Linked DNA regions of Mus musculus: regions 1, 2, 4 and 5 are each linked to region 3. A link is a loop called in an ENCODE intact Hi-C map of the cell type or tissue named here. Cell type or tissue: left cerebral cortex. All regions are shown on one strand. Each heading gives the region's core, and the rest is flanking DNA. Links, peaks and the distances in the headings are about the cores only. Region 1 holds the start of Klhl15 (kelch-like 15). Region 2 holds the start of Eif2s3x (eukaryotic translation initiation factor 2, subunit 3, structural gene X-linked). Region 3 holds the start of Fam90a1b (family with sequence similarity 90, member A1B). Region 4 holds the start of Maged1 (melanoma antigen, family D, 1). Region 5 has its middle 15 kb from the start of Mir7673.

What was found. A loop is a pair of places that touch in the nucleus more often than their neighbours do. Peaks named below come from ENCODE experiments on the same cell type or tissue, not always from the same donor. Only the 100,000 strongest peaks of a DNase experiment are listed, where the experiment ranks them.
Region 1: a loop joins it to region 3, with 14 times the contacts of the local background. A loop is called at or near these places in 12 of 42 quality-filtered maps.
Region 2: it touches region 3 in a loop (16-fold over the local background); 2 of 42 quality-filtered maps call a loop at or near these places.
Region 4: a loop joins it to region 3, with 4 times the contacts of the local background. A loop is called at or near these places in 8 of 42 quality-filtered maps.
Region 5: a loop joins it to region 3, with 13 times the contacts of the local background. A loop is called at or near these places in 17 of 42 quality-filtered maps.

Annotation. Positions count from the first base shown.
Region 1 is chrX:94,231,650-94,237,716 of GRCm38, forward strand. Klhl15 (kelch-like 15) reads left to right here and starts at 3,281. Exons shown (of 3, transcript NM_001039061.1): 1 at 3,281-3,771. In left cerebral cortex, for the core only: CTCF peaks have their summits at 3,072 and 3,284; DNase peaks (open chromatin) are centred at 2,997, 3,255, 3,791 and 4,176; H3K4me3 peaks cover 3,016 bases; H3K27ac peaks cover 1,340 bases.
Region 2 is chrX:94,210,015-94,216,081 of GRCm38, forward strand. Eif2s3x (eukaryotic translation initiation factor 2, subunit 3, structural gene X-linked) reads right to left here and starts at 2,637. Exons shown (of 12, transcript NM_012010.3): 1 at 2,551-2,637; 2 at 1,705-1,768. The coding sequence starts at 2,619. In left cerebral cortex, for the core only: a CTCF peak has its summit at 3,221; DNase peaks (open chromatin) are centred at 2,701, 2,898, 3,192 and 3,516; H3K4me3 peaks cover 1,986 bases; H3K27ac peaks cover 1,555 bases.
Region 3 is chrX:94,364,070-94,370,136 of GRCm38, forward strand. It overlaps Fam90a1b (family with sequence similarity 90, member A1B), which reads right to left and starts at 2,708. Exons shown (of 10, transcript NM_001362881.1): 1 at 2,562-2,708; 2 at 1,590-1,674; 3 at 386-521. The coding sequence starts at 501. Apoo (apolipoprotein O) reads left to right here and starts at 3,041. Exons shown (of 9, transcript NM_026673.4): 1 at 3,041-3,093. The coding sequence starts at 3,085. In left cerebral cortex, for the core only: a CTCF peak has its summit at 2,905; DNase peaks (open chromatin) are centred at 1,638, 1,903, 2,245, 2,846 and 1 more place; H3K4me3 peaks cover 1,666 bases; H3K27ac peaks cover 452 bases.
Region 4 is chrX:94,541,525-94,547,591 of GRCm38, forward strand. Maged1 (melanoma antigen, family D, 1) reads right to left here and starts at 501. Exons shown (of 13, transcript NM_019791.3): 1 at 368-501. It also overlaps the pseudogene Gm9005. In left cerebral cortex, for the core only: a CTCF peak has its summit at 3,617 (motif pointing left); DNase peaks (open chromatin) are centred at 627, 1,344, 1,674, 2,308 and 3 more places; H3K4me3 peaks cover 774 bases; H3K27ac peaks cover 905 bases.
Region 5 is chrX:94,286,491-94,292,557 of GRCm38, forward strand. No RefSeq gene overlaps it. Among named protein-coding and RNA genes, the nearest start is that of Mir7673, 15 kb to the left of the region's middle. In left cerebral cortex, for the core only: a CTCF peak has its summit at 2,615 (motif pointing right); a DNase peak (open chromatin) is centred at 2,622.

The DNA of each region.
Region 1 (6,067 bases), core at 311-5,310, 130 kb before region 3:
AAAATCCCCACTACCTACTGATGTTACAGCTATCTTTACACTGGAGTGCAACACATTACACCTTTTGTGGTTGATTCTGGTATAAAGAAACCTACTGCACTGCCAGTCATAGCAAACCATGGTACTGAGAAAAACTATATAGTTTTTTTCTCTTTAGATGAGGTCTCACTAGGTAGCCCCTCAATGGCCTGGAACTCACTATGTAGATGAAGCTGTCCTTATACTCATATAGACCTACCTGTCTCTGCTTCTGCCTCACTGGGATTAAACATGTGCGCCATATTAGGTGTCTGTCTAGGTTTGCCTAACAGTAAAATCACTTGCTTATTCATTTCTCAGAATATATCACTGTTGTTAAGCGATGCCTGCTGCAAGTGAAAACAGGAATTACTGCAGCAGGTGTCAGTTTATTTAGATAAAGGGGTTTTATTTTCCTGGGTATTAAAATGTTAGACCATCCTATATATAATACAGTACTTGAAAAAACAGCGAGGGCTTAGCTTTCATCCCTAGGGAGAGAAGTGAAAGTGGCATCATCTACATTTATTTTTAGAATTAAATCAGTGTGTATGTATATGATGTGTATGTATATGATGTGTATGTATATGATGTGTATGTATATGATGGGTATGCCTCAGCATACACGTAGAAGTCGGAGGACAACCTTGTAGAGTCGATTCTCATCTTCCACTTTTATGTGGGTTCTGGGGGATTGTGTGGCAAGCACCTATCCTGGCTCAGCATCATTTGTTAAGGATAGCTTTGGGGGGGTTCTATATAGTAAACATATATAGATGGGTGGAAAGACACAGTATAGGAAGGTGGAGCGATGCTCAGTGGTTAAGAGTATATGCTGTTCATGCAGAGGCTTAGTCTTAGTGTCCACATGGTGGCTCCATGTAACTTCAGTTCCAGGGGATATGATACCTTCTAACTTCGATGGACACCAGGCACACAGCAGGTGCACATACACACAAGCAGCCAAACACTCATACATATTGGCAAAAAAAAAAAAACCCCAAAAAACAAAAAACAACAACAACAAAAAACCAAACCAAAAAACCCACAAACAAACAAACAAACAAACAAACCCTTCACTTTCAGAAACAGGAAAGTCGTTTTGAAAAGATTTTGGGCAGAGCAACAGAAGAAAATGCCAGATGAGATCACATGACGCCAGAGAATGTGTATACTGATCAGAATACGTTGTGACACCACTCACTGTTATACATACCTATTACACCAGACAAACACGTCTGTTTTCCAAGTCAGAAACAGAAAGAAACCTCTAGACAGATCACTCACTTATGGTAATGTATAGCTTAAAATGCATGTCTGTTAGTTAATGTAAAAAAATTCAACTCTTTTAGCTATTTATGACATATAAAACATAAAATTCAGACATTGAATGTGTGCAATTGAAAGTTAATTTTATAGTTTAAGTTTTAAATGTGTTGTTTTAAGGTAATACATTCTGGGGTAATCAAGCAGTAATATACAAAGATAGCAAACTAGAATTTAAGATCTTGTTACTATCTTTTGTTTACTATCTTTTGTTTAAGTGTGTATGTGTGCAGGCATGACACATGTCAAGGTCAGAGAACAACTTGTGAGTGAAGAGAGTTCTCTCTTCCACTCTGTGGATCCTGAGGCTAGAACTCTTGTGGCAAGCACCCTTACCTGCTGAGCCAGCTCACCCACCCAACCAGCTAGGATTTAAAAATAACCAACACAAATAAAGGCATTAAAGGGGCTACTGGAAAAAACAGAATAGGTGAGACAAGTTTTGAACTTTCAGTGTTTAAGTCAGAAAAGAGATTATTTCCTATTTTCAAAATAATAATTATTTTTACAATGAAGTAGTGTACTTCAGCAAAACAGTACACGATGTGCTACTTTGGCCTCTTGGGAAATGTGGCATGTTAATCAAGTTTGTTAGAAAGAGATACTGATCACTTTTAGTCACAGTCTCTTGAAAAGTTCATCAGGATATTCATTTAGAGAGAAGTGGCGATGTGGGGGTGGGGGATGGGCTTCGGTGGTGGAGCTAGAGACAGGGGAAGCAAAGAGATCTGTTAAGATCAGAAATGGTTAACGGTTGTCTTAATTTTTAACTGGTCGTAGAACCAGTGGCTTCAACTGTGTATTTGTCATCTACAGCTCTCTTACAGAGATATATAATAAATTTACAAAAGTCTTACAGTGTATTTCCATTTTCTTAAATCAAGTAAGGGTAGTATTTAAAAGCCATGACCTAGAATTCTAGAGCAGATTTGTAAAACAAACAGACCCCTCCTCAAGGAACAACTGAAATTGGTGCCTTCTGTATATTCCTTCTTGCCTATTTTGATGCAAAACAAACCCGCTTTTTTAGCTCGTACTTTTCTACCTTTGGTGAAGATAATGCCATTTTCGATGACTCTTTCCATCTCTGGGAAATTTGCATGTGAAACATGTAATTTGCATGCGATAAGCTAAGTGGAACCGTGACGCAATGATTCATTGCAAATTGCCTTATAAAAAATGATTGCCATTTGGCGTCCACCTAGTCACTTTTATAACAGGTACCATTGGCAAAACTCCCCTCATCCGACGGTGTGCAAGATGCAAAAATGGAATTTTCCAGGTTTCCTAGCCCTCAACTTGCGCACTGTGTGTTCGCTGCAGCGCCACGGGGCCCACCTCCGGGCCAGGCGGAGTGACCCTGCTGCAGGGGTGGAAGTGCACGGCCGAGTCTCTCCAGCCTCGACGGCAGGGCTCTGAGGGTCAACCTCAGCGGATCCCTCCTGCAGAGCCCCTCTACCTCCTTTCTCTCTGGCCCCGGCCCCGCCGCGTCACCCCCCAACCCCACTACAGTAGCAGGCCCGCCTCTGGGGCAAGGCGCGCAGCTGGCGTGGGACAACCCTCCCTCTACCCGGTTCCCACACCGGCTCCCGTTCCGTGGCGCCGGAAGTGACGCGCCTGGGCTGAAAGATGGCGGCATTGGCGTTCAACCAGGGGGAAGGTAAACACCCGCCAGGCGGCGCGCCGGCCCCCACGGGGCGCCTTCAGGGGCTAAGGGGGCCTCCCAGGCCTGCTCCCTAACCCACGGCTTCCAGTCCCCGCCCTCTCTCGGGGACAGGCTCGGCTCTGCGTCCTCGAGACCCTGGCCCGGGCCCCTAGCCCGTGGGCCCCGCCCCCCTGGGCGGGCCCCGGGCGGCTCCCTCGGCCCGCAGGGGGCGCGAGGCCCGGAGCGGCCCCTGGCTCGTGGCCCTCTCACGCCCCGCCCCTTTCCCGCCCCTTTCCCGCTTTCCTCCACCCCCGGCGTGGGTGATCCCGAGGCTCCGCGCGCTTTGGGGGCAGAAACCCGGAGACGCCGTCGTGTATGTGGTTCCCGCTGGCGTTTCTGTTGCCCTCGGCCCCCTCAGCTGTCCCCCAGTTGGTGGTCCTGAGTCGCCTCTCCAGCCGAGCCCCGTGCAGTGCCGCGACATCCCCCGGTATTGGCGAGGCTGGGCCCCGGCCCCGACGCCGCGCGCGTCACGCCTAGCCCAACTGTTTGGACTCGCCACTCAACCGCTGTCTTCTTTCCCAGGACTGTTTCTCGGGGGGCCTCGGGCTTGCGAGCTCGCCCGGCGCCGGAGCGCTCCGGCCCGGCCAGGGAGCGGCCCCTTGTAGAGGTTCGAGGAGCTATCGCGGTCCATCCCGGCGCCCGACCCTCCCACCGTTCGGCCACTGGCCCACTTCTTCCTGATGCAGACTGCCGTCCACTAGAGGCTGGACAGGACCCCCGAGGTGCGTAGCCGCCCCTGGCCGCCGGCCTGCGGAGCCCAGGCTTTGCTCGCGGCCCCGAGGAAGGCACGGGTTCCGTGGCCCTCACCGCACTGGCCGCACTCAAACATTTTGTAGATGCTGGGAGCTAATTTGTCTTTTGAGTTTACTTAAATTGTTTGAAATGTAAATTTTTTTCTGGTGGGAGGGGGGAGAGAGAGAGAGAGAGAGAGAGAGAGAGAGAGAGAGAGGAGAAAAAAAGGAAGAAGCATAATTCAGCCATTTTTTGCAGCATAGAGCTGCAGGTACCATGATTATTTCCCCCTTAACCGGTTCCTTCCCTTTAAAAATCCTGTTTGTGCCTTAAATAGAACTATGCGAAATGTGCGGCATAATGCGTGCGGCATAATCAGAATGTCTGGGTCCGACTGGGCGACTGAGAAAATCTCGCACTGAGGAGATCTCGGACGGAGCCTCAGTTTCTTATCTATGCGGTGTAGTCGATAATAGCCACATCAGAGAGGTAGTGAGGACTATATGAGGTCATATATGTGAAAATAATCTATAGCTGTATAGTGGTGTAGGAAAATGTAAGGTCATTTTCTTTAGGTAACCTTTGCTTGAGTGGTTAATGTGGCTAACTGTTGCTGCCTCTTCATTTCTATATTATAAGTAAATAAGGACTAGCAGAACAGCGCAGTGATGGATAGCTGTTTAATAGTCAGTGTTCGTTGGCCTTCCCTCTACAAAATGCCAACTGCTTATTTAAATAACGGTATCCTTTAATTCAAATTTAATGTTACTGTAGGGCTTTTCATCTTTCTAGGCCTCTCAGCCCCCTTTCTTATTCAGAATATTTAACACCTTATATTTATTTAGTCTTTTTTATTTTTAAGAGGTTCACTTCCTTTGTCAATCTGATTTACTGTTGTCATTTTAAAAGCGTGTGTGTTTTTTAATTTCAGTGTTTGCTTTTCGTATCTACAGAACAGGATGACTGAATACTTCTAATCATTTGAAAATGGTTTTTCAAGAGCTTACACATGCATCCATGTTTCTCTAATGCTCAGTAGATCCAGCAATGTACAGGGAATTTCAACTTGTTAGCACTTCATGCAATATTTGAGGAATTCAGTTCTTGTTTTTAATCACAGCACTTAGTAGGTGCTTTGAGTCCCATTTCATCAGTGGTAAAGGATGTTAATACTCTTTACTACCTGTTAATTGGCAAGAAATAAGATAGTAAATATTTGTGGCTCGAAAATAGAATTTACTTTCTAGAGTTTCAAAACTGTAGAATGTTTTGGCTTATAATAGTCAATTAAAAGCGAAAGGAGCATTTTGGAGTATATTATTTTTAGTCTTCTTTTTTTTTCTGAGTAGATGTTAAAATTTTAATTCCCTGGTCTGATGCCAGTGGTCTTTCACAGTATGCTTGTGTATTTTTTAAAAAGACAGATTAGGTTGGAAAAGGAACAGCCAGCTTTAAAGTGACTGCTTTTATATTTTGGCTTTATCCCTTGTTCTGAAGATAATTTTCACAGATCACTACTTTACTGAGCATTTCTGAGTTTGACCTCTCTGCCTTGCTGTGGGTTATCATGGAGCCAAGGCTGACTTGACTGGCTTCATGGATGTTCAGAAGCCAGGCTTTAGACTTGGTTTAATGATGTGTGTAAACCAGCATCGCACAATATAAATAATGGTAGAATTTGTGCTAAGAATTGAAAATTTTTATTTTTCTTTATTTAGGACAACATATACCAACAAGTAGAAACATATCATGACAAGTCAAGAGAGATGGGAGAAAGGAAAAGATGTTATATTTTAGTTCCTTTAACAGTTTCCCCCTGATTTTAGCTCTGTCCCTGTGATGTTGGTGGCCTATGGTCAGGTTTGGGGACTGAATGTTACATGAGGACAATGACTCTTGACCTGGGTGGGGGATGTGCTGTAGATTAATTCGCTGTCAGACATTTCCTCAGAAGTAGAGTGCTATAGGCCATTTGGGCTTTTTTAAAATTAAAGAACAAAAGCTGGCCATTAGTGAGGGCTTGTTGAAATAGTGGTTTATTAGGAAGGGGTAGATCTCAGAAGACCCTAGCTCCATAATTTGATATCATAACCTTAGGCCAGTAACTTAATCTCATAGTTTGGATTTTTTCATCTTTAAATTGAAGTGGTTATAGAACATGGAAGTTTGTGAAGTAAATTTGTCTGTACATGAGGCATTTACTAAGCATTTCCTATGTGCCACATACTGTTCTAGGTGCTGGAGATTCAGGTTAGTGTTAGTAGTTTTAACAAGGTTTTGTTTTCT
Region 2 (6,067 bases), core at 743-5,742, 150 kb before region 3:
TTCGTTTCTAACAACTACTTAACAAAGCATGACCAACCAACGACTAACCCAGTCTCTCGGGGTCCTAGCATTTATCTACCCTCAGAAGGAAAAGTCCCCAGAATTCCAAATGGGACACAATTGCAGAAACTATCTGCTGCTAGCAAAATCCCACCTCTGCTACAGCAGAGTCCACTTCTGTGGATAAACTGAAGCAGCGTCATATCCCACACCTGGCATTAAATGAAAAGCATAAGTCTTTAAAATATTTCTGTAGCTGGGCGAGGCGGGGCACGCCTTTAATTCCAGCACTCAGGAGGCAGAGGCAGGCGGATTTCTGAGTTCAAGGCCAGCCTGGTCTACAAAGTTCCAGGATGGCCAGGGCTATACAGAGAAACCCTGTCTCCAAAAACAAAAAAAAATTTTCTGTGATTTTTTTAAAAAAAAGAAAATAAATTCCTAAACTGTCATCATGACAATGACTCAACAGGTAAAAGCACTTGTCACAAGTGCCTTAGGACCAGATTCCAATACCTAGAACCTATAGGAAAGGGAGAGAACCAATTCCTAAAAGTTGTCCTGCTTTCCACACATTATAAATCTTCTCAGGCCCGGCGGTGGTGGTGCACGCCTTCAATCTCAGCACTTGGGAGGCAGAGGCAGGCGGATTTCTGAGTTCAAGGCCAGCCTGGTCTACAGAGTGAGGTCCAGGACAGCCAGAGAAACCCTGTCTCGAAAAAAACCAAGCTTCTCAGACCAGTTTTAGTAGAGTATATACTTGGGAGTAAGAAGCAGGATTTGAGGCCAGCCTGGACAATGCGGAGAGATGCAATAAAATTTAAAAGAGTAGTCCCAGCTCCTGGGGAGCAGAGGCAGTCTAAGAACTCACTTCAACTCTGAGTTTAAGCTTAGCTTGGTCTACAAAGTGAGTTCCTGGACAGCCAGGGCTATGTAGACAGACCTTATCTCAAACAAAAATTAAATATGTTTAAATGTTCACTTGAAATGTTGTTATCCTGACTGAAAAATTATTCATTTACATACTCTTCTACTAGTTCAAAACAACAACAAAACCCCTAAAATCACCCCCGAAACAAAACAAAAACACCAAAGATGTCAAGCACACAGCCATCATACTGTCATATTAGACAAACTCTGATACAACACACTCATAACCCTTGTATTCAGAAGTCTGAGGAGAAGGATTGCCTTGACTTAAAAGTCAGCCCAGACTTCATAGTGAATGCCAAGCTAGGCAGTCTCCCTAGAATAGCTAGCCGGAACACATAGCAAGCCTGTCTCACTTCCTCCCCAAATCCAACATCAAAAACCCAACCATACCCTATTCATACTCAAGCAATACCAATTCATACCTCAACAGTTCTAGGCGCCAATTAAGGGGGAGGAAAGAAGTGGACTTAATTATAGCTTATATATCAAATAAAACTGCCATAAACTATCCCGTATGGCAGCAAAGTGCATTTGTACCTCATAATTCACTACTCTATGATTACATACTACCTTGGACTATGAAACTTTTCTTTCATACATATCTCAAAAAAAAAAAAGTAGCAATATTTTGTTAGTAAGGGTACCACAGCATTCTTTTGACACACTGACCTACTCAGGACAATTTCCAAATAAATGTCCACATTACTCAATGAATTACATAAAAGAAAGGGTTAAAATTACTTGTAAGTCAAGTAAGTCTTCAAGCTATCTTACCAATATTAATTGTAGCTTGTCTGCTGATAACTTCATGTGAAAGTGGTGTCAACTTGGTAACATCCTGAAAAGAAATATATTGTAAAATATAATCAATACAAACCACAAGTTTTCCCTTGACTTTATATTCCTCGGGTACAACTGTATGCTCCGTATGAACAGCTCTCTTCTCCTGCTAAAGCCCCCCCCCCCCCCCCCCCCCCCGCCGGCAACATGCTGTTAAGACTGGGAAGACTATAATGACTATAGTGTCATTGTCACACTAAGACAAGTCCACTCACTAAGAGAGGTCTGGCGATGAAAGGCCACCAAATACTGGAGTCATAACAAGTCCTCAAATGTCTAACACAGTGAACAGTATAGTCCAATTTCCAATCCTTTACAGACTTAAACCTTAACAACTTTTTAACAGTCTCGTTAGTCTCATACTGGCCTCCAACCAGATATAGAGCCAAAAATGTCCTTTATCTTCTAATCTTCCTATTTTCATCTCCTAAGTGCTAGGATTACAGGCGTGCGCCTCTCCGGATGGAACTCAGGGCTGCGTGGATGCTAAGCATACACTCTACGCTATATTAATCATCTCCATTCTGTTTATTAACAAAGCTTAACTCCAGGAATTCCAAGTCTCACAATCGTTCCCCAGTTTGGGGACTAGACAAGGTACTGGCGGTAGAGCTGGCACGCACGCCTTGGACGCTAAGGCTTTAGCTGGCCCAGCTCTAGGATGGCTCCTTCAGCCCACGCTCCAGCCACCCAGGAACCACCTCATCTCCAGGCCCTCCGATGCTCCATTCCCACCCCCCAAGATCACTGGGCTGCTCCCGCCGCAAAGCCAGGGCCTACCAATGTGGCGAGATCCTGTCGGGAAAGATGGGGCTGACCGAGAGTCACTCCACCCTCACCCCCAGCCATCTTGCTCGGAGAGAAAAGGAAAATGCTCGGCAGCCGCCTGACATACCGTAGGCCCCTTGGGCGGAGCGAAGGGGAAGCGGCGGGAAGGCGGACTGCGGCATAGACCTGATGAAAATGATGGCGAATGCAGCACTGACCTGACTGCTCGGACTTCTCTCTGTTTGAATTTGCGCAGGAACGCCGGGCGACCTGACTCGAAAACAGGATACAAAGTTTCAGAACGTATCCGTCTCGGTCCTGTTGGATTTCTGTGCAGGCAAGACTCAGGGCAGCCCCAGGAAAGGCCCCTCGAGGGGAAGGTTATCGATGTGACACTGCGCAGCTCAGAACGGAGAAATCATTTCCGTTTCCTTTTGGAGGCGGGGGCTGGGAGCTGGCCGAAAAGACTTGCCGGCGTCTTTACATTTGGGTGTAAATCAGAAATGTCTCTTTTGTTTGATTCCATTGATTTATTTGTTTTCCCCATTTCTATAATCTACTAAAGCGATAGAGCTATATCAGCTCGGCGTTCTCTTCCGCCTTGCCGGAGCTCTGGACCGCACCGCGTGCTAGGCTGGCCACGCTCGACCGGAGCGGTCCCCAGCGAGCTCGCACAGAGCGCCCTCGCGCGGAGATCTGGGGAAGGGTTCGAGGATGAGATGATGGAGGAAGAGTCCAGTCCTCTCCGACCTCGCCCCCGCCCCTCACCTCCCCTACCCCTTGATCGCTAGAGAAATTTCTAAGGCCAGTGAGATGGTGTATGGTGACATTAGTCTGTATCCGCGTGAATGTAGCCTGGAAGCCGGGTGTCCACAGACTTTTTTTTTTCTGAAGCTGAATCTTGGAAACCCTCCATTAGACATCTTATTTTTCCTCTTGTGTTAAAAATAAGTGATGTTTAATGTGAGTGCTGGCTCCTACGTAATCTCCGCACTCAAGAGGCAGAAACACGAACTGGCTAACCTGGGCTGTGTATAAGGACGCTGTCTTAAAATTAAGGCTAAGGACATAGTTCTTAAGTAGTGGCAGGGTGCTGGAGAGATGGCTCAGAGGCTAAGAGCACTGACTGACTGCCTTTCCAGAGGTCCTGAGTTCAATTCCCAGCAACCACATGGTGACTCACAACCATCTGTAATGAGATAGAGTGCCCTCTTCTGGTGTGTCTGAAGACGGTGACAGCATATTCACATACATATGATAAATAATCTTAAAAAAAATAATGGTAGAAACCAAAATGCTAAAATGTAGTGTATTCTAATCTAGTAAAGGTATTTTATTTGACTTTACCTTTTTTTTTTTTTTTTTTTTTTTTTTTGGTTTTTCGAGACAGGGTTTCTCTGTATAGCCCTGGCTGTCCTGGAACTCACTCTGTAGACCAGGCTGGCCTCGAACTCAGAAATCCACCTGCCTCTGCCTCCCAAGTGCTGGGACTAAAGGCGTGCGCCACCACGCCTGGCTTTAACTTTACCTTTTGTTGTTTGAGACAGGGTCTCACTATACAGGACTTGTCTCTCAAGTGCTGGGGTTAAAGGTGTGAGCCACCATAGCTTCCCTCTTTAACCTTATACCTTTACCTTTTGATTTTATCTTATATTCAGTTTTTTTCATTTTACATTCTAAATAGCTATAGCAGTCAATTAAGGTATTTTTTCATAAAAATATGTAATGTTTGGCCAGGTAGTGGTGGCATATACCTTTAATCCCAGCACTAGGGAGGAGGAGGCAGGCAGATATCTGAGTTCGAGGCCAGCCTGGTCTACATTGGGATAACCAGGACTACACACAGAAACCCTGTCTTCAAAACCAAAAAAAATAAAAAAGTCTTTTGCTGTGTGTGCTGGGGTCCTCGTAATCTCAGCACTAAAAGCACTCAGGAGGCCCAGGCAGGAACTCAGAAAGACTGGGATACACTTCAGTCAATAGAGCATTTGTGAGGCCCTAGAGTCAATCCTTAATACCAAAGAAAGAAAGAAGAAAAAGAAAGTGGCAAGTCAGGCATAATAGCCAGCCAGGGCTATGCATAGAGAAAATTGCATAGAAAAAAAATGAAGTCCCAAAAAATCTTGATGAAGAAAATGATAATGGAGTTTTGTGCAGTGATGGTTATTCTTCCTTTGTGAATATACTAAAACCTAGGTAATTAGGAATTTTAACAGACTGAATCTCTAGATATGTGATTCATAGGACAATAAACTTTTAAATTCATTTATACCAAATGGAACATGAGGTGTTTTATCATCGTAGACTCTTTGGTAGTAGAAATATCGCAGTGAGGCTGGAAAGATGGCTGAGTGGGTAAAAGTGCGTGCCACCAAGCAAGGCCAGGTACCACAAGTTGTCTTCTGATCTCCAAATGTATGCAGCTACACATACATTCACATCCCCTGGAATTAGAGTTACAATTGTGTGAGGCATCACACGGGTTCTCTAAACCTAGCAGTAAGTGTCTTAACCATGGAAGTATCACTCCAGCCCAATGAGCGCAGTTTTAATTTACATCCTCTAATGACTGGTGTGTCTGTGTGTGCTTATGCTGGGGTGGTACTGTGGTAGTAGTGTGGTGTGATGGTACTGGTGATCTGAGCCATATCAGGCCCTCATGCATATTAAGCAAACACTGTCCCACTAAGCTATATACATGCCCAGCCTGAGTATCTTTACATGGATGCATTAGCCATTTTTATTTGAGTTTGAGTAGGGTAAGGGCTGAGAGAGGCTGGTCTCAAACCTTCTGTGTAGATAAGGCTGGCCTTGAACTGATTCTCCTGATTTCACCTTCCAAGTACCGGAATTATACTCATAATTCTTTTTTTTTAAGTTTTTCAAAATAGGGTTTCTCTGTATAGCACTGTCTTGGAACTCACTTTGTAGATCAGGCTGACCTAAAACTCACAGAGATCCTCCTGCCTCTGCCTCCAGAGTGTCAGGATTAAAGGCAATTGTTACTATCACCCAGCTCATAATTCTATCACCCAGCTCATAATTCTTTTTTAAAAAAGAATTTTAAAAGAATTATGATTTTATGTGTATGAATGTGTTGCTTGCATGTCTGTCAGTGAACCATGTGTGGGTAATTGAAGTGGAAACTTCTGGTTTCTTTGGAAAGTCAGTCATGTCAAAGAATGTTTTGCTGAAGCAGACACAGGTGAAAGGATGTTTTGCAAACACATGAAAGGACACATGATGAAGGATTCTTCAATAACTACACACATGTATTGGTCTGCCTTACATTGCCTAGCTGAGCTCCATTTGTCATGACTCCATAGAGAGAAACACCAAGAAACTTCTGGTGGTGTTCTGGTTGCTTCTTGTCTCTTCTGAAGACTCAGGCTGATTGGCAGAGGGGTGTCAGCTGATACAGACTCTTATGGAGTTTTGCTAGAACAGACTCACGTGCTGAGACAAAACACGTGGTAAGGCAAGACCCATGTAAGGCACGTGATGTTTGGAAGGAGTATAAATAGGACTC
Region 3 (6,067 bases), core at 371-5,370:
AGATGCCTGTACCCTCAGGCCTCTCAGAGACTGAGGGCTGCCTTGATCCAGCCTCAGTGGGAGAGAGTGAGCCTAACCCTGCAGAGACTTGATGCTCCAGGGTGGAGAGAAACCCTGGGTGGGGCCCACCCTCTCAGAGGAGAAGGGGAGGGGGAATGGGAGAAGGGGCTCTGGGATGGGGGGACCAGGAGGGGGAGGTAGCGTTTGGGAAGTAAATAAATAAGAAAAAAAGAAAAAACCCCTCAATTTTAATTTACACATTAAGAAAACAAACACACAAACAACACAAAAAAACCAAAACAAACAAATAAACAAAGAAGGTGGGTAAGTTCGTTATTTGTCTAGTTGTGGAATTACAACAGAAGGCAAAAGGATGGCTTCTTACGCTTTTCTTGCCTTTATCTTTGCAGCACGAGCAGAGAATGTCCTGCGGAGCTTTTCTGGGAGCTGACTATCTGATTTTGGACCACCAGAACCTGTTGTATTTGAGGACTTTTCCATTTTCCCTACAAAGAAATAATCTGAACACACATAACATTAAGCTTTTAAGGTTATAATCCTCACGTTCTTATATTTGGACTAGACTCAAATGTCCTATGATTGTTGTGTAAAGTTTTGAATCCCTTTAAGAAGAAAGCAGTGTGCTTTTAGTGTTGTGTCCAGTTTGTACCCTTTCCATACTGAAATACCACATGCTATGTCAGAAAGACTGGACCTCTCCATAACCTCCTAATCCGTCTCCCTTTTGCCCATCTTTCTCCTTCTAGTCACTGTAGCACTGAAGTTAACTTGTCTTTTTGGGACACAGGGTCCCACGTAGCTTAGGCTGGTCTCAAATTCAATCTGTAGCAGACAGTAGCTTGAAGCTAAACCTCCTGCCCCAACACCCCATGTACACTGGGATTACAGATGATCACCACCACACCTGGCTCTTGAAGTTAGCTTTTTGGAGCAATAATTCAGGATTGGTCATTTTCCTCACAAACTCCTTACTGGCAGGGGATATTTTTCTGAGTGGAGAATTTTACACATTTTCTAAAGATTTTTTTTTGGTCCATTTTTTACTGAACACTTGTGAGACTAATCAAATTGCTTAACCTCTCCGTGGTTCCGTCCCCCTTTGGTGTTTTGATCAGTACGTAAGAGATTACTGATTCTACCAAAAAGTTTTTACTCTTTTAAGTATTACATTCCCGTCTGGATGAAGCTCCCCAAATTCTTACTCATATCTTCAAAATACCTTTTAAAAGGAAATTTCAGTAACACGTGTCTTCTTTATGCATAAAATAAAAATTTAATAACGATTGTACTTTTGTAGTAATGAGCATAAGTGATATTTTTAGTTAGCTGCTGTGACTGTAAATGGTTTGAAAATACCTGCTTTCTATTGGCGACACTCGCAAGTACTGCTAATACTAAGGTTTGTTGCCTACACCGTACTTAAATGCTAAAGTTCAGTTAGAGTTTAGTGAAGGTGAAATTGTCATTTCCTTCTTTTCCTAGTTCACATACCCCCGCAACTCCTGGCATTAAGCAAGCGCTTTGGCTGTAACTTATCATCACCATGCTTCCCACTTCTAAGATGTTACCTTACTGATGCAGACAGAGCCTTCCGAGTCTATTCAGTATTTCTCCTCAGGGTCTGGAGATGGAGATGGCTCGGAACACACAATTCTGTTGAGAAGGGGGAAAAAAAAGCCGCTCGTAACATTTGGAAGTTGGTCCGGCAGTAGGCTGAGCTCTAGGGCTTTCTCCTCCCTGAAACTTTCGAACACCGCAAAGTCCCGCTTTAAAAAAAAAAAAAAAAACCAAAAAACTTTGACCACAAATCACTGAACTAAAGCTCCGATACTACATACTACGACAAACCTAACTTCTTACCGAAGCGCTCCAGCTTGTCCCAGACGCGCGGCGCGCCTTTTCCTTCTCTCTCTCTCTCTCTCTCTCTCTCTCTCTCTCTCTCTCTCTCTCTCTCTCTCTCTCTCTCTCTCTCTCTCTCCCTCAGCGAATAAAAACCCCCCTAATTTCCTTAAGGACAGGTGTGTCCCAATCAGTCTCTGGGTAAAAGGACAAGTGACCTTACACTGAAAAAATCTCCGCATCTCCAGGACGCCCGCCCACAGGGCTTCTTCCATTTTCTGTCGAATTAGGACAGAAACGAAATATGAAATACGCCGTCTTTATCGGACCCGCTAGTGTTCCCTGAGGCTAGCGCTGAGATTTCAAGAGGCAGCCTACCTGGAGTTGAATCCTAGCCTTAGATTTTTCACAGCCTTGGACGCTCGGCCGTGACAATTGTGCCCATAGACTTGGGTGGAAAAAATGAAATTATTAAACCAGCGACAACGCCAGTTTTTCTCGCAAATAGCCAAATACTGCCATTTTACGTCTACAAGTATTAAATGGGACCAATATTTGATTGTCAGATTTACACTTTAGTACTTTAAAAAGAAAAACACCGGTACCGGTCATTTTTTCACAAGTAAGCGACATGTTACATTTAGTTTAAACGTAAAACTTAAGGACCGTTCAGCGCAAGGTAAATTCTTTAAGGGAAAAACCTTTTATGAGGTAAATCGATGCCCCAAGGTCGGGTCGATCCGCTGCTTCTCCCTAAGAGACTGGTGCAGTTTACCCTCGTCCGTCGGGCGCCACCGCCTGGCTGCCTCAGCGTGCAGGATTCTCAACCCTCGCAGCCGGAGCCTGGCAGTGGAGGCGAAAGCCAGTCCCCGGCGCGGCAGGGAGCCAGAGAACCGCCTTCTTCTCACCACAGCGTGCGGCCGCCCACACGGACCTGCAGCCTTTTGCCGCCTAGCAACAGCCTGCAAGGAGGCAGGACTGTCTAGGAGGCGGGGTTTGAATTTGTTAGGTTCCCGCGCGCGCCTCTCGGTTGCTAAGCAACGCGACACGCCACCTAGCGGCGCAGGCCGAGCTTTTGGCGGGTTAAGCTGGCGTCACAGCATCATCTCGTGCTCGCTCGTGGTCAAGGGAATCAGGATCTAACCCGGCCACCGTAGTTGCCTTTTTTATAGTGGGAGGGGCCAAGGGAGGGGTGACCCTGCCGGAGCCGCGGCTGCCAGCGACATGTTCAAGGTGAGAATGTGGAGCCGGGTCACAGCTGTCATTGTCCCCTCTCAGCCTCCAGGAGCCCTCCCCACGCTCCCGGGCGTCTTTTTGGGGACCAGACTCGGTTCCTCCTGAGGCCTTTTTCACCTCCGGGCTAAATTCTGGCTTGGCGGCGGTTCATTCAGCACTCGGTACCAGCACCTGTGAGGTTGTGGAGTGAAACCCTAGATTGGTGGGATCGGCCCTTTGAGCTCTCTCGCGAATGAAACACTTTGAAAAGTTAAAACGCCTCTATCGTGCCCACCTCCTCGGCTAATGCCCTTTTGGGGTTGTGGGGAGGATGAAGCCAGGTCTGGGCGCTGCAGGGTTTGTGGCTTTGGTTGCTTGGCAGGATCAAGTTTCAGAACCTGGCCCGTGGGTGGGGGAGGGTCAGCTTCGGAGGATGTCGGGGATGCTGGCTTGGGGCGGGGCGGGGGGGTCTCTCTCTCTCTCCCCCTCATCCCCCCCTCTCTCCCTCCCTTCCCCTCCCTCCCCCTCCCTCCCCCTCCCCCCCTCTCTCTCTCTGTGTGTGTGTGTGTGTGTGTGTGTGTGTGTGTGTGTATGTAGCTGGAGCTTTACTGCCCAGTGAGCATTAGTATGAAGTCGACTCTTCTCCCCTCTTACAGTTTTTTCGAACTGTCCTCCATAAGATGGACATTTACAGTGAAGACTTTCAAAAACCTGTATTTTAGCATAAATTATTCTTTCTTAAACGGCAAATATATTTTGTCATTAAAAAAACCCCACAGGCTGTGCACACCTTTAATCCCAGCACTCAGGAGGCAGAGGCAGTGGATAAATTCATGAAGATGAGTTCGAGGATAGCCTGGTTTACGTAGCGATTTCCAGGACAACCAGTGTTACATAAAGTTTCTGTCTTAAAAAATAGCCACAGGCAGCCAGAAATCTACAAAATCAAGTCTCAAGAAACACAATATTTACAGAATGGTGCTAATGAAATTTCAGACTTGTGCTCCTCATTTCAAAGTTTCTTGCAGCTGCGGTGGGTGTTTGAGGCACAATAGTAAGGGCTGCAAAATGAGACCATGGCTTCTGCCTTCCAGTGCTGTGGTATTGTCAGTTACTAGCTATATGATAATGGACATGTCACTTAACTCCACTTAACTGCCTGTTCCCCCCCCCCCCCATTGTGAAATTAGGGTAATAAAGTCTAACTGTTAAATACTGAGGGGAATTATGTCACTAAATGCAGAGGAAGGATGGACACTGAACTCATAGATTTGTTGGCTCAGCAATGCCATCAGGGTTTACTATGGCATTTACTATGGCATTGTTGGTCTTCCTTATGGTTTCAAGATGACTGACATAACAGTACTTTCTTATTCACTAGGGGAAGAGGAGAGGATAAAACTCCCAAGCTTGGAGTATGTTTTTTCTTCAGGTCTGATTGGACCAGTATGGGTCAGGTGTCTGTCACTAGCCTCATTGCAGTTGCCAGGGAATGCTAGTCTCTGGTTAGCTTAGGCTAACAGGACCACTGCGTAAGCACAGGGAAAAGGAATGGCTTCATGAAAAGGTGTAATGGAAACTGGATCTGCAGCCAACAATGCCCATGTCGGGTATGTTCAGATAAGTTTGTGCAAGTGTGCACTGACTTTGGCTCTTTGAAAATCTTTCATGATCCTGATACATTTAATTTATTGATGGACATGAAAGATTAGCATAGCTTTATGACTCAGATAAAAAATGCGATTGTAAAACAATGGTTCTCACTGACTGGTACTACCCACTTTGAGGATGTTTTGGAAATTCCAGGGGTTCTTTGTGTCTTTAGTTGTGTTGAACATCTGTTTTATTTTTTATGTGTATTAGTGTTTTGCCTGCATATATGTCTGTGTACTACATACTTGCCTGGTACCTACAGAGGCCAGAAGATGGAATATGATCCCCTGGACCTAGAGTTACAAATGTTTGTTAGATACCATGTGGGTGCTGGGAATGGAACTTGGGTCCACTTCTGCCAACACCGGGCCCCTATCTGGTGCAGACCCTTGCAGGCCTATGCATGATGCCATAGTCTCTGTGAGTTCACATGTGTGTCTATCATGCTTTGCTTAGAAGGCCCTGTTTCCCTGAGGTCCCCATTCCTGTTGGTCCTTACAGACTTTCCTCCTCCTCTTCTACAGGGTTCTCCGAGCCCTGAGGGGAGGGTTTTCATGGAGACATCCCATTTAGGACTGACTGGTCCAAGATCTGTCACTTTCTGCATATTGTCCAGTTGTGGGTGTCTATATGTGTTCCCATCCATCTGCTGTAGGGCGAAGCTTCTTTGATGATGGTTGAGCAAGACACTGATCTATGAGTATAGCAGAATGTCATTGGGAGTCATTTTATTGCTACATTCTTTAGCAGAACAGTAGTATTTGGATTTCTGCTAGATCCATGGGGCTATCAAGTCTCAGGTTTTTGGGCAGCTGGGCAGTGTCAGGTATGGGTTCCACCTCACGGTATGGGCCTTAGTTCTAATTAAATATTGGTTGGTGACTCCCACAACTTTTGTGCTGCTATTGCACCAGCTTGTCTTGCAGGCATGTCACCATTATAGATCACAGGGTTTGTAGCCAGGTTGGTATTTATCTTTCTCCTCTGGTAGTGGTATTTATCTTTCTCCTCTGGTAGTGTACACAGTGCCTTCCACTATTATATATAAAAATAGATATATATTATATATAACTCAAATAATGTGTCAGTGAATGACAAATTTTATTTGAGAATAGGAAGAATGATACCAGGTATTAGCAGTTGAGAGCCACAGCCCATTAAACTTGAATGTGCATATGACTCTTCTTAAAATCTAGACTGGGATAGGACCTCAGATTTTCCTTTTTCTTTTCCTTTTTCTTTTTCTTTTTCTTTTTCTTTTTCTTTTTCTTTTTCTTTTTCTCTCTTTCTTTTCTTTTTTTCTTTCTTTTTTAAAAAATTTTTTTTAGCATCTCCATGT
Region 4 (6,067 bases), core at 542-5,541, 180 kb after region 3:
GGAAAAGCTTCAGCGCTGCCGTTTTGGAGTCAGAGAGGAGCTGTGGATGCGGTAGTTTACGGGGGCGGGGAGGGAGGGCGGCGAGCGGGGAGACACGGGCGTCCGAAAAGTTGAATTAAGGTTCTGAATTCAGAGGAACCATCTAACGGGATCAAGGTCGGGAAATAGGATTCGGGGAGGGAACTGGAGAAAAGATTCAGGGGGACGGACGGAGTTTCAAATTAGAAAAGGGTCGGGAGCAGGGTCTGAATCCGGGAGCAGGCAGAGCAGGGGGCTTCCGAATCCAGGGTGAAGGGACTGGGAGAAAAGAATGGCGGAAGGACGCCGCGCCAGGGGGGCAGATGCCCCGTCTGGGGGCGAACCTCACCTTGCCTCAGGGCCGAACCCCAATCCCTTCGCTGTTTCCTTCTTCGCGACTCAAGAGGATCGGGAATGGCTCTGTCCGGCTCTCGGCACCCGCACTCTCTCCGCGTCCAGGAGAAAATGCCAGCGCGGCAGCTCGGGCGACCCCGCCTCTCCGCCTAATATACCACCCACCGCCTCTGGACGCGCCGCGCATGCGCAGCAGATCACTGTCCAAATAAGAGTCCCGCTTGCTTTCCCAACAAAAGCTTCATCCCAGAGCCATTGTTGCGCATGTGCACTTGGAGGAGAGCCCGCCTCCTTGCCAGCACACTATCCCACCGCCAACCAGGTTGACAGTGGACAAAGGTTCCTCCTCCCCTTCTCCTTACGCATCCACTCCTTCAACAGATGCGCAGCGCCTTTCGGTCCCACCCCCTGGCCCGACACACCAGCCCCCTACCTTTCTCCGCAATGCGTCTATGCTCAGTCCCGCCCTTTTTCCCGAACTCTCTCTAGCCAGGTCCGCAGCTCCCGCCCACCCCCGTGTGCAGAGCCCCGTAGGTAGGCCCCCCGCGGGGGTCTCTTATTTCGAAACATGCTAGGCCTCTGCTGAGTTCACCCACTCTACGACGCAGAAACCTTAAAGGCCAGAAAAAAAAAAAAAACCATTGCAGAGATACCGGAGCAAGGGTCGCCCGGGGGGGGGGGGGATCTATAGGTTTCCTCTCACTGGACTCAGAAAATGAGCTTTTTCTCTCGCCCTTTTGGCAGTTTTTGCCCATCGAAACCCTTTTTGAGGGCTGGGTTAGAGAGGTGAGGGAAAGGCGTTGGGCTGTGGGGTCTGCCCTGGGGCTTGTTTTTCTTGCAGGCTGTTTTAGGGAGATGGATGGAGTGCAACATTCTCATTTAACACACCAGGTAGCTAATGCAGAAGCCCGGGGCATTGAGCTGGTACCACACAGAAAGGCCAGAACCTGCCCCAGCACCGCTGCGCAGGCTGGTAATCCCAGCACTCTGGGGACTCAGGGAAAGCCCTGAGTTCCAGGCCAGCTGTGCAACTCTGAGACTTGATCTAAAAGACAAACAAAACCATCCATGAGGGGCCTGGATTTTCCTGAGTGTAAAATCTAGTCTGAGAACAGGGGCACTCCTTCAACCTCTATTGGAATAACAAGCTGTCCTCTCCCCAATATTTGTTCCATGGGAATAAGGCTTGTGTTCTAGGAGGCCTGGCATGTGTGGGGACCCTTTAGGTTCGTTCTGTGCTCCTCTTAGTAGGCAGTCTCCAGGAGCGAGACCGCAGGCTTTCTTGGTGACTGCTGGAGCGGCCAGAGCATTCAGGTGTGTCTGCCTTGTTCTTGCAGAATGAAGCTGGCCTTGGCTTTAGAATTCCGGGAGGAGTGTCTGCCCTATCTGTCCCTCGCTGTGTGAGTCCCCTGAGATATAGTCACTACACTTTAGTGGACTTCTCTGAGCCTGGTTTACTCACTACTATCCAAAACAGGAATCCCGCAAAGAGGGTCGTGCCCAAGGACACACAGCCAGCTGTGCTTCCAGGACAGCTGGGGAAACAAACGCAGAAAGATGGCATACAGATGCGAAATGACTCAATCCAAACCCATCCGTTTCCCAAGTCCCGGGCAGACCTTAGCGCGTTTCCCATTTATTGTGGCGTCAGCTCCTGTGAGGAGCCTGCATAGGAAAGAAGGCTAATGCTAGGAAGGACTGCAGCATTTTGTCCCCAAGGGCCAACATCAATTCTGCCAGGCTGGATGACTTCCCTCATCTGTTGCATAGCAACCTCCCCTGTCAGCTGCCTGTTTTTCCTCAGCACTTCCTCTGTAAAGTGTCTGCAGTGGGACGTGATCAGACTCAGGAAAGGAGGTCTGAGGTGCCATTTTATATTTTCTCTGCTTCCACGTCTGTATCTTCAGTCATGATCCAGCCTGTACCTTATGGACTTGCACCCTGCTGTCCCCTCCCTTCTCCAGGTGGATATCTCTTGATATTCTCAAAATTATTATTTCAAAATTTATTCATATATATATGAATATATATGTATGTATATATTCATATATATATGAATATATATGTATGTATATCCTCACCACTGTTTCCTTTAGTTTTGTTCTTTTTGTCACATGAGATTGGGAGTTTCTTTAGGGATATGGATATGGAAGTTTGCCCAATTTACTCGTTGTTGTACCTTCAGCACGAAGAACAATGCCTACCTAATACGTTTTATATTCTCAATAAAGATTGTTTGATAAATGAATGAATCACACAATCTACCCCATTGCTAAAGCTAGAAGCCTGAGAGGAAATTTTTTTTTTTGCCCGATAAATTCACGTATTATTTTTTTGTCATATACAGAGACATAATTCATTATGGCAACAGTTTATATTCATCATTGGGGATTGAAATATCTAAATGCTATCAAAGTTAAGTAATCAGTTTTGAATCCTCACCACCCTGAGCCAGTGGCTAAGGCTTTTCTGCTACCTTTCATATAGCATTTTTAAGCTCAGGCACAGAGCTTCTTACGTCAATAAGATAATAATGCACGTGGAAATATTTTAAATGGCACTCTTTTGCCTAATACTCCACATTCTTCTTTCAGGTCTCTCAGATGTGCATTGTTAGCATGATGTTTAAATCCCTGCTTGATCAAAGAGTCGTGTTTTTATCATTGGACAAGAACCAGGAGCATACGCATTTTTGCATGTTTTTATCTTATCAGAAAAATCTTTCTCTGCGTCATTCTTTTAAATGTTTAACGTTCTTTTTTGTGTCTGTTCATGTTGTAACAGGGATCCTGGTGTTAGCTGAGTTCATTTTGGGGGAAAAGGCAAAGGACTGAGTGAGCAGAAAAGACAAAAGGACTGGAATGCGGGGGGGGGGGGTGGGGGTGGGGGTGGGAAGCTTTCCAGAAGCTAAAAGGCTCTCAGGCTCTTTCCTTGGAGCTGGGAGGGGACACTGGGAGGTGAGAGTCTGAGGGGTGGGACATGAGTCTAGATGGGGTGGGACATGAGTCTAGATAGGCTGCTTTGTTGTTGTTTTAAATTAAAACCCCTGAGTCCTTCTATTTTTCTTAGTTCTTATCCAGATGTTTGTCCCTGAGCAGGCCTGTCTTTCTAACTTCCCCTCAAAGTGTATGTGGGTTTGTTTCTCTGTGTGTATGCTACATATGTGCTGGCTTTTGGATGCCAGAAGAGAGTTGTAGTCCCTGGAACTGGAGTTACAGAGGTGGTTGTGTGCCACCTGGTGTGGGTGCTGGGAACTGAACTGACTAAAACGGTTTGGCCATCTCTAGCCCCTAATTTTTATTTTTACATTTTTTTGTGTGTAAACAGATATCCATTTCTTTGAGTTAAATGTACAACAGTGCAATTTCTGGGCTTATAGTAAGTGTGTGTTAGCTTTACAAGAAGTTACAGATCTTTTCTAGAGTGGCTCAACCATTTTACATCCCATTAACCACATATAAGTGGTTCAATTTCTACAAATCTTGGGTGACATTTGTAGTCAGAATTTTTAGCAATAGTGTGTAGGAATAGCTCACCGTGCTTTTAATGTGCATTTACTTGGTGGTTAACTGAATATATTTATGTATGATAATTTCACACCCGTATCTCCTTTTTAGTAAAATGTCTCTGTATACGTTTGATCCATCTTCTATTTGGGTTGTCTTACTGCTTTTGCTAGCGATGTTGGACCTTGGTAAGATCACTGCCGCACAAGCAGGAGGATCTGAGTTCAAATTCCTAACACACATGGAAGAAGCTCATTAGAGCTTTGCACACCCACTGTGGGGGTGGAGACAGGAGGATTGCCGGATTTTTCTGTCTGGTAGTGAAAGACTGCCTGAGAATAAAACAGAAGCACTTGCCATCCTCCTTTGGCTTCTGTGAGTGCATGGGTGTGTACCTCCACACACCCATGCATGTATGTACCACATACATTTGCCATACTTACACTCACACACACATGGATGTATACAGATTAACAAAGAGAATAAGTCAATTAGTTTAAACCTTGAATATTGACTTTTTCTAGTTTATTCATGAGTCTGTTGTCAGATATGTGGTTTGCAAGTTTTCCCAGTTTATGGCTTATCTTACTCTTACTTAAAACATTTATTTTTATATGTATGTATGTATGTATGCATGAAGGTGCCCATGGATGTTGGAAGAGGATGTTGGCTCCCTTGAAGCTGTAGTCACAGATGGTTCACATGGGTGCTGCACACTAACCCCGATTGCTCTGGAAGAGCAGCAAGCACTCGTAACTGTTGAGTCATCTCTCCCACCCCCTCTTTCTATGTTTCCTCTTTTTCTTTTTCAGTAGCCTTTTAAAAGTTTATTTATGTTATGTGCATTTGCTGTTTTGCCTACATGTATGTCTGTGTGAGGGTGTCGAATCCCCTGGAACTGGAGTTACAGACAGTTGTGAGCTGCCCTGTGGGGGCTGGGAGTTGAACCCAGGTCATCTGGAAGAGTAGCCAGTGCTCTTATCCTCTGAACCACCTCTCCAGGCCCTCTTTATTCTCCCCTCCTCTCCTCTCCTTCCCTCTCTCTCTTGTTGTTTGATACATGGCTTTTTTTGTGTAACAGAACTCTGGTTGTCCTGGACTCTCTTTGTAGATCAGGCTGGCCTTGAACCTCCAGAGATTCTCCTACCTCTGTCTCCCAAGTGCTGGGATTATAAATTCATGTGCCACTATGCCTGGCTCTTTCTCTTCTCTTCTCTTCTCTTCTCTTCTCTTCTCTTCTCTTCTCTTCTCTTCTCTTCTCTTCTCTTTTTTAAATTTTAATTTACTCTTTTTTTTTCACACTCCAGATTTTTATCCCCCTCCCGGTCCACCCTCTGACTATTCCACATCTCATACCTCCCCACCCCCTCTATGAAGATGTCCCCACCCCAGCCCCCACCTTACCAGAGCTCTCCACTCTCTGGGGCCTCCAGTCTCTTGAGGGTTAGGTGCATCTCCTTTTTATTTCCTTTTCCCTTTTTCTTTTTATTATTTAAATTATATCTATGTACAGAAAACTTAGTGTACATTTAACCCAATGTAGTGGCAAGTTCTTTAGCCTTTTCTTTTCCAGCTCAGCAATGCAAGCCACAGACTTAGGACCCAGGATGTTGCCTCCCCAGTGGCAGCAGATCTGGTCATTATAATTGGTCCTAATAGTTTCCACCAGCTTAGCCAGAGCACCCTTGTCTTCCGAGTTAACCTGTGTGAAGGCAACAGTGGTGCATGTCTTCCTGTAGACGGGGTGCCCCAGCCTGGCCTTTCCCTTAAAGATGCAGTAGGGCACCCCCATCTTTCGGCACACTGCAGGTAGGAAAACCACCAGCTCAATGGGGTCTATGTCATGGGCAGTCACCACCAACTGAGCCTTCTTGTTCTCCACCAAGTGGTGACTGTATTGACCCCTGCTCGGAGGTCAGGTGGTCTCTTTGTTGGGCTGTTGCCTTTGCCAGCAGCTTTCTTCTCAGCACAGGCCAGTAGCCCTTGCTTCTTCTCTTGCTTTTTCTCCGATCTGTACTTGTGAGCAAGCTTATGCAGCTGAATAGCTGTTTGCCTGTCCAGGGTCATGGTGAACTGGTTAATGGCAGGAAGTACTTTGAGCCGCTTATAGAGGATGGCTCCTTGCCGCTGCAGCCTGATGTAGCCGGGCCAATTGACGAGGCGCATTAGATCTCTTTGGGGCTGGATGT
Region 5 (6,067 bases), core at 557-5,556, 77 kb before region 3:
TTAAGGCCACCATTCCAAGCAGGAATTTGTGTATATAAGCATCTTGAAATCTCATGCCATCTATAGTAATTTTTGTCTATACTCCAAGCAAGAATGGCAAGACAAGTCTATAGCCCTTGATATTTCTCTAATTTTCTTTTCTTTTCTTTTAAAAAAATTTTTTTATTAGGTATTTTCCTCGTTTACATTTTCAATGCTATCCCAAAGGTCCCCCATACCCACCCACCCCCAATCCCCTACCCACCCACTCCCCCTTTTTGGCCCTGGCGTTCCCCTGTACTGGGGCATATAAAGTTTGCAAGTCCAATGGGCCTCTCTTTGCAGTGATGGCCGACTAGGCCATCTTTTGATACATATGCAGCTAAAGACAAGAGCTCCCGGGTACTGGTTAGTTCATATTGTTGTTCCACCTATAGGGTTGCAGATCCCTTTAGCTCCTTGGGTAATTTCTCTAGCTCCTCCATTAGGGACCGTGTGACCCATCCATCAGCTTACCTTTTAAACCCTCACTGAATAGCTGCTGTGTGGATGTCAGCAGGAGCAAAGTCAGCTTGGGGGAGAGGGCAACTGTGATGGTGCAGGTCTGTGAGCTCAGTTACTAGCGGAGACAGAAGAACTGTATGTTCAAAGCCTTGTTTGGGCAACCTAGTGAGATTCTGCCTCAAAAATCAAAAAGAACTGGAGACATGGTTCAGTGGTAAAGCACTTGTCCAGCAGGAGCAGGTCCCAGTAAAACACATGCCACCACAAACCAAGTAAGATCCACTTTGCTAATGAGGGAATGTAAACAGCTAAAAAAAATCGCTGAAAATAAAAAATGCCAGAGGGAAAAGTAGCCTGTGATGGGAGTTCAGGAGTTGTGTTCACCGTCGAGGAAGACAAGGACCAATTTGATGGAAGAGCTGACTTTGCACTTGTCAGGCAAGACTGACTTTTTACTAGGTCATGTAGATTAAATAGGAAGGATACAGGAGGGGGGAAGGTGCCGAGGGAGGAAAGACAAAAATGCATGGGGAGGCCACACGAGGCAGGATGCTCTGACCAAGGCCTTCACCCCGACCCAGCCTATGACTTTAACCTGCTTACTGAACATTTCCATCTTTGACTCTGTTGTATTCTACAGCCAGCAGAAATAACATGAGATAGTGCCTGGCAAAATTGGTTCTGAATGAAAACAATGCCTGGACTCATGAATTAAAAAAGAAAAAAAAGCAGTTGACAATGGAAAATATTGCAGAGTTGGTAAAAACAATAAAAGTGACATTGTAAGATACAGCCAAAATACATTGTAAGCATGTATACCATTTTCAAATAATAAAAGTTAAACTGACAGTGGCAAAAACTATAGAACTGCATTTGTAATCTTAGTTTGGAATTCCCCTGAAAAGAGAATTTAAGTATGATTAGTTTGAGGGACCATTCTAGGAAGGAAAGGTTGGAGGGTGGGTCAGAAGATGGAATCAGAGGTGTTGGAGAGATGAGTCCTCAAGAGAGTGTGTTTCACAATCCTGAGGACTGGAATTTGGATCTGAGAACCCACATTATAACCCAAGCGTTCTGTGCATCCCTGTAATGTCATCTGTGACAGAGCCAGAGACAGCAGGCTCTCTGGGGGCCTAGCCAAGAAATGCAAGCCCTACACTTAGGGAGAAACACCATTTCAAAGGAATAGGCAGAAGGTAATCTGGGAGGCCACCTGACATCCTCTTGTGATCTCTGCATGAATGCTCACAACTGCATACACCAGCATGTACATGTACACACATACAAATAACATTTAAAATGTTATGTATTCATCTCAGTACAGGGGTATGTTTCCCATAGTGTGAACTCTGTGAGTTTGAGGCCAGCCTGAGAACAGATCCCAGGACAGCTAGGGATATACAGAGAAACCCTGGCTCAAAAATCCCCAAATCAATCAATCAATCAATCAATCAATCAAAAACCATTATCTGTTTGGGACAACTGAAATCAGTCCTCTCTCCTTGGGAACAAGAAGTCAGGTATAGAATGCATCTCAGCGTCGTCCCATCTGAGACTAGGAAGCCGGAGGGGTTTTTCCTCCAATTTCCATGAGTGGTGGTTCCCAGGGACTATAGCTACCCAGAACTTGAGGTCTGCGCTGTGGGCTGGGACAGCCGTAAGTGGAAAGTTGCAGGTAAGGCTAGATGTACAGAGGTATGAGAGCACTGTTGCTTTCTGTTGCATTTTGTCAAAAATCACTCACGTTCTGACAAAATTTAGGCTGATGAGATTTTTCAAATACAGAAAATTATAATAGAGACAGTAAACTAGCTCACTCATAATACGTTTAACAAATGGTTAAAAAAAATAGCCAAGTGTGGTGACATATGCTTTTACTCCCAGCATCTGGGAAGCAGAGGCAGGTTGACCACTGTTGTTCAACAACCTCACTTAAACAGCAAGTTGAGGAAAGTCAGTGCTACATGGAGAGAAACCCTGTTCTAAATTTAAAAATTGTAAAAATAAATTATGTGGGCAGGTTTTGTTTTGTTTTGTTTTGTTTTGCTTCTGTTTTGTTTTGTTTTTTTAAAAAAGATTTTTTTCTTATTTATTGTATGGGTATGAGTACACTGTAGCTATACTCAGACAAACCAGAAGAGGGCACCAGATCCCTTTAGATGGTTGTGAGGTTGCTGGGAATTAAACTCAGGACCTCTGAAAGAGCAGTCAATGAGCCATCTCCCCAGCCAGTCGTTTTTTGTTTCGTTTTGTTTGTTTGTTTGTTTTTGTTTTTGTTTTGTTTTGGAGACAAGGTTCCTCTGTGTGGCTCTGACTATCCTGGAACTCTTCTTGGCTCTGTGGATAGTCAGTGTGTAAACCAGCATGCCAGGTTCAATTTGGTAACATTTATAGGAACAGGAATTTTACAGATTAAAATAATGTCAGTAAAAGTTTAAAAGATACAAAAATACTAGAAATAGTTTACTTGCACTATATTAGAAGGAAACTGATATTAAACCAATTAAGTGGATTTGAATTTGTACAGAGAAATATATTCTTTTTATTACTGGTTATTTTATTTATTTGCATTTCAAATGTTATTCCCCTTCCTGGTTTCCCCTCTGCAAACCCCCATCCTATCCCCACTGCTTCTATGAGGGTGCTCCCCCACCCACCCATCCACTCCGGCCTGAGAAATACATTCTTTTGTTTTTGGTTTTTTTTTTTTTTTTTTTTTTTTTTTTTTTTTTTTTTGAGACAGGGTCTCACTAGGTAGCTCTAGCTGGACTGGGAACTTGCTATGTAGATCAGACTAACCTTCACTCACAGAGATCTGCCTGTCCCTGCCTTCCAAGGGCTGTGATTAAAGGTGTGTGCCCCCATTTCTTTCAAAAGAAATATATTCTTTATAAAATTTATCCAGACTGAAGCTTAGTATGGTGGTACACATCCTGTAATCCCAGCACTTAAGATCTGAGGCAGGAGGATTACTACTTTGAGGCTAGCCTGGCCTACACTGCAAGATCCTATGCCAAAAATAAATTCATCGTATTGTTAAAATTGAAGTTAAACTGGTTGTACTCATAAAAATGTAGTCAGGCTGGGTGTGGTGGCATATGCCCTTTAATTCCAGCACCCTGACAGAAGAGGCAGTCAGATCTCTGAGTTCAGGGATCAACATAGTCTACATAGAGAGTTTTAGGCTAGCCAGGGCAACAAAAATGTACAGTACAACTCACAGACCATATGAAGCTTAAGAAGAAGGAAGACCAAAGTTGGATGCTCCAATCCTATGTAAAAGTGGGAACAAAATAATCACAGAAGGCAGAGGGAGGGAGGGACCTGGGAGGGAGAGAGGCGGGGGAGGGAATAAGGGGGGCAAGATCAGGTTTGGGAAGAGACAGGAGAGAAGTACAGAGGGTCAGGAAATTGAACAGAGGTGTGTAGCAGTGGGAGATGGGGAACTGGGGGTAGCCACTATAAAGTCCCAGAAGCGAGACATTACCAGGACCCAACAGGGATGACTTTAGCTGAAATAACCAACAAAGGAGAGATAGAACCTGTAGAGACCACCTCCAGTAGATAGACATTGCCCCCATTTGAGGGATGGGGCCACCCACCCATCTCAAAATTCTTAACCCAGAAATGTTCCTGTCAGAAGGAAAGACAGGGACAAAATATGGAGCGGAGACTGAAGGAAGGGCCATCTGGGGACTGCCCTCACCTGGGGATCCATTCTGTCCACAGACATCAAACCCAGACACTATTGCTGATGCCAAGAAGTGCTTGCTGACAGGAGCCTGGTATGGCTGTCTCCTGAGAGGCTCTGCCAGTGTCTGACAAATACAGATGGAGATGCTCACAGCCAGTCATTAGACTGGGCCTGAGGACCCCAATGGAAGAGCTAGGGCAAGGACTGGAGGAGCTGAAGGGGTTTGCAGCCCCATAGGAGGAACAACAATATCAACCAACCAGTACCCCCAGAGCTCCCAGGGACTAAACCAACAACTAAAGAGTACACATGAAGGGACCCATGGCTCCAGCTGCATATGTAGCAGAGAATGGCCTAGTCGGCCATCAATGGGAGGGGAGGCCCTTGGTCCTGTGGAGGCTCGATGCCCCAGCATAGGAGGAGGCACGAGCGGTGAGGTGGGAATGGGTAGGTAGGTGGAGGAGCACCCTCATAGAAGCAGGGGGATGGGGGATGGGATGGGGGGAGGTTTGTGGAAGGAAAACCAGGAAGGGGGACAACATTCCACATGTAAATCAATAAAACAACTAATAAAAAGAATGGAGTCAGTGTCCCCCAAGCTCAAAACAAGGTAGCGGGTTGAACATATCCCGTTCTTGAATTGCTAATGGCCAAAAATGAAGAGGGTTTGTGCCAGAGGAAACTGCACGGGTAGATGTGAGTGGAGAAGCGTATGGATTGCTTTGGGAATGATGAATTCCTCACTAAAAGGACTACGGGAGCAGGTGTCAACAACAACAAAGCGGTATGTATTTATGAGTATCCTGAAGCTACAGATGACTTTGTTAAAAAAAAAATACAAGGAAAATTGGACTTTTCAACCCCCAGTAAAACACTTCATAATTTTAACTAAAGTATTCTATGAGCTTAGAGGAAAAGATGCAAAACCCATGAAAATAGTGAGATTGACAGAAAACCATGTGAAACCACGAGCAGCCTTGAAATGAATCTGATGGCCAGTGGAGTTAGACAGAAACAGAGACCCACACTTCACGTTCTCGAGTGCTTTATGCAAGAGAAGAGTGGAGGGAATGTTTTGTAAGCTTCGTCATTCTGACTCCAACAACTTCGTTCTGTTCAGACTTGGGTCTTCCCTGGGCAGAGGCCTAACATTTTGAGTGTGGTTCCAGGAGCCACACTGAGAGCCACACTCTTTCTTAGTTTCTTTTTTTGTGTGTGTGGGGGTGCAGTTAGAGTTTATTCATTTTATATGTGTTTCCTATTCATTTTATATGTGAGTGTTTCCTTTGCATATATGTGTGCTTGGTGCCCACACAGGTCAGACAGGAACAACAGATCCCCTGGAACTGGAGTTACAGATGGTTGTGAGCCACCATGTGGATGCTGGGATTTGAACCTAGGGTTCACTGTAAGAGCCGCAAATGCTCTTATCTGCTGAGCCAACTTTCCAGCCCTGCCTACCACCTTTTAGAACTAAACACAATGATGAGCCAGACAGAGAGTGAGAGGTCTACACTGTAGCATGTAGTGGCTTCTTTCACAACTCACTGAGAGGTACAGAGACTGTTCCTCACACTACCACTGGCTTCTGGGCTACAGCAGTTGAGAAGTAGGAATTACCACCAGACGACAGAGTCACGATTAAGGAAAAGTGCATTAGCAGTGAAAATGGGGGCTGGAAGCAGTGTCTGTCAGCATGGAACTAGAAACAACCTGGAAGACTCGGAAACTATTTCTGCAAAGTATTTCCTTTTAGAGCCAGAAGAGAAAGCCAAAACTACTTCATAGCTTTAAAAGACTGCTGGGGATGGGCTTGGCGCTGAACGCTTTTAATCCTAGCACTAGAGAGAAAAGGGCAGATTTCTGTGAGTCAAGGCCAACCAGAGCTAC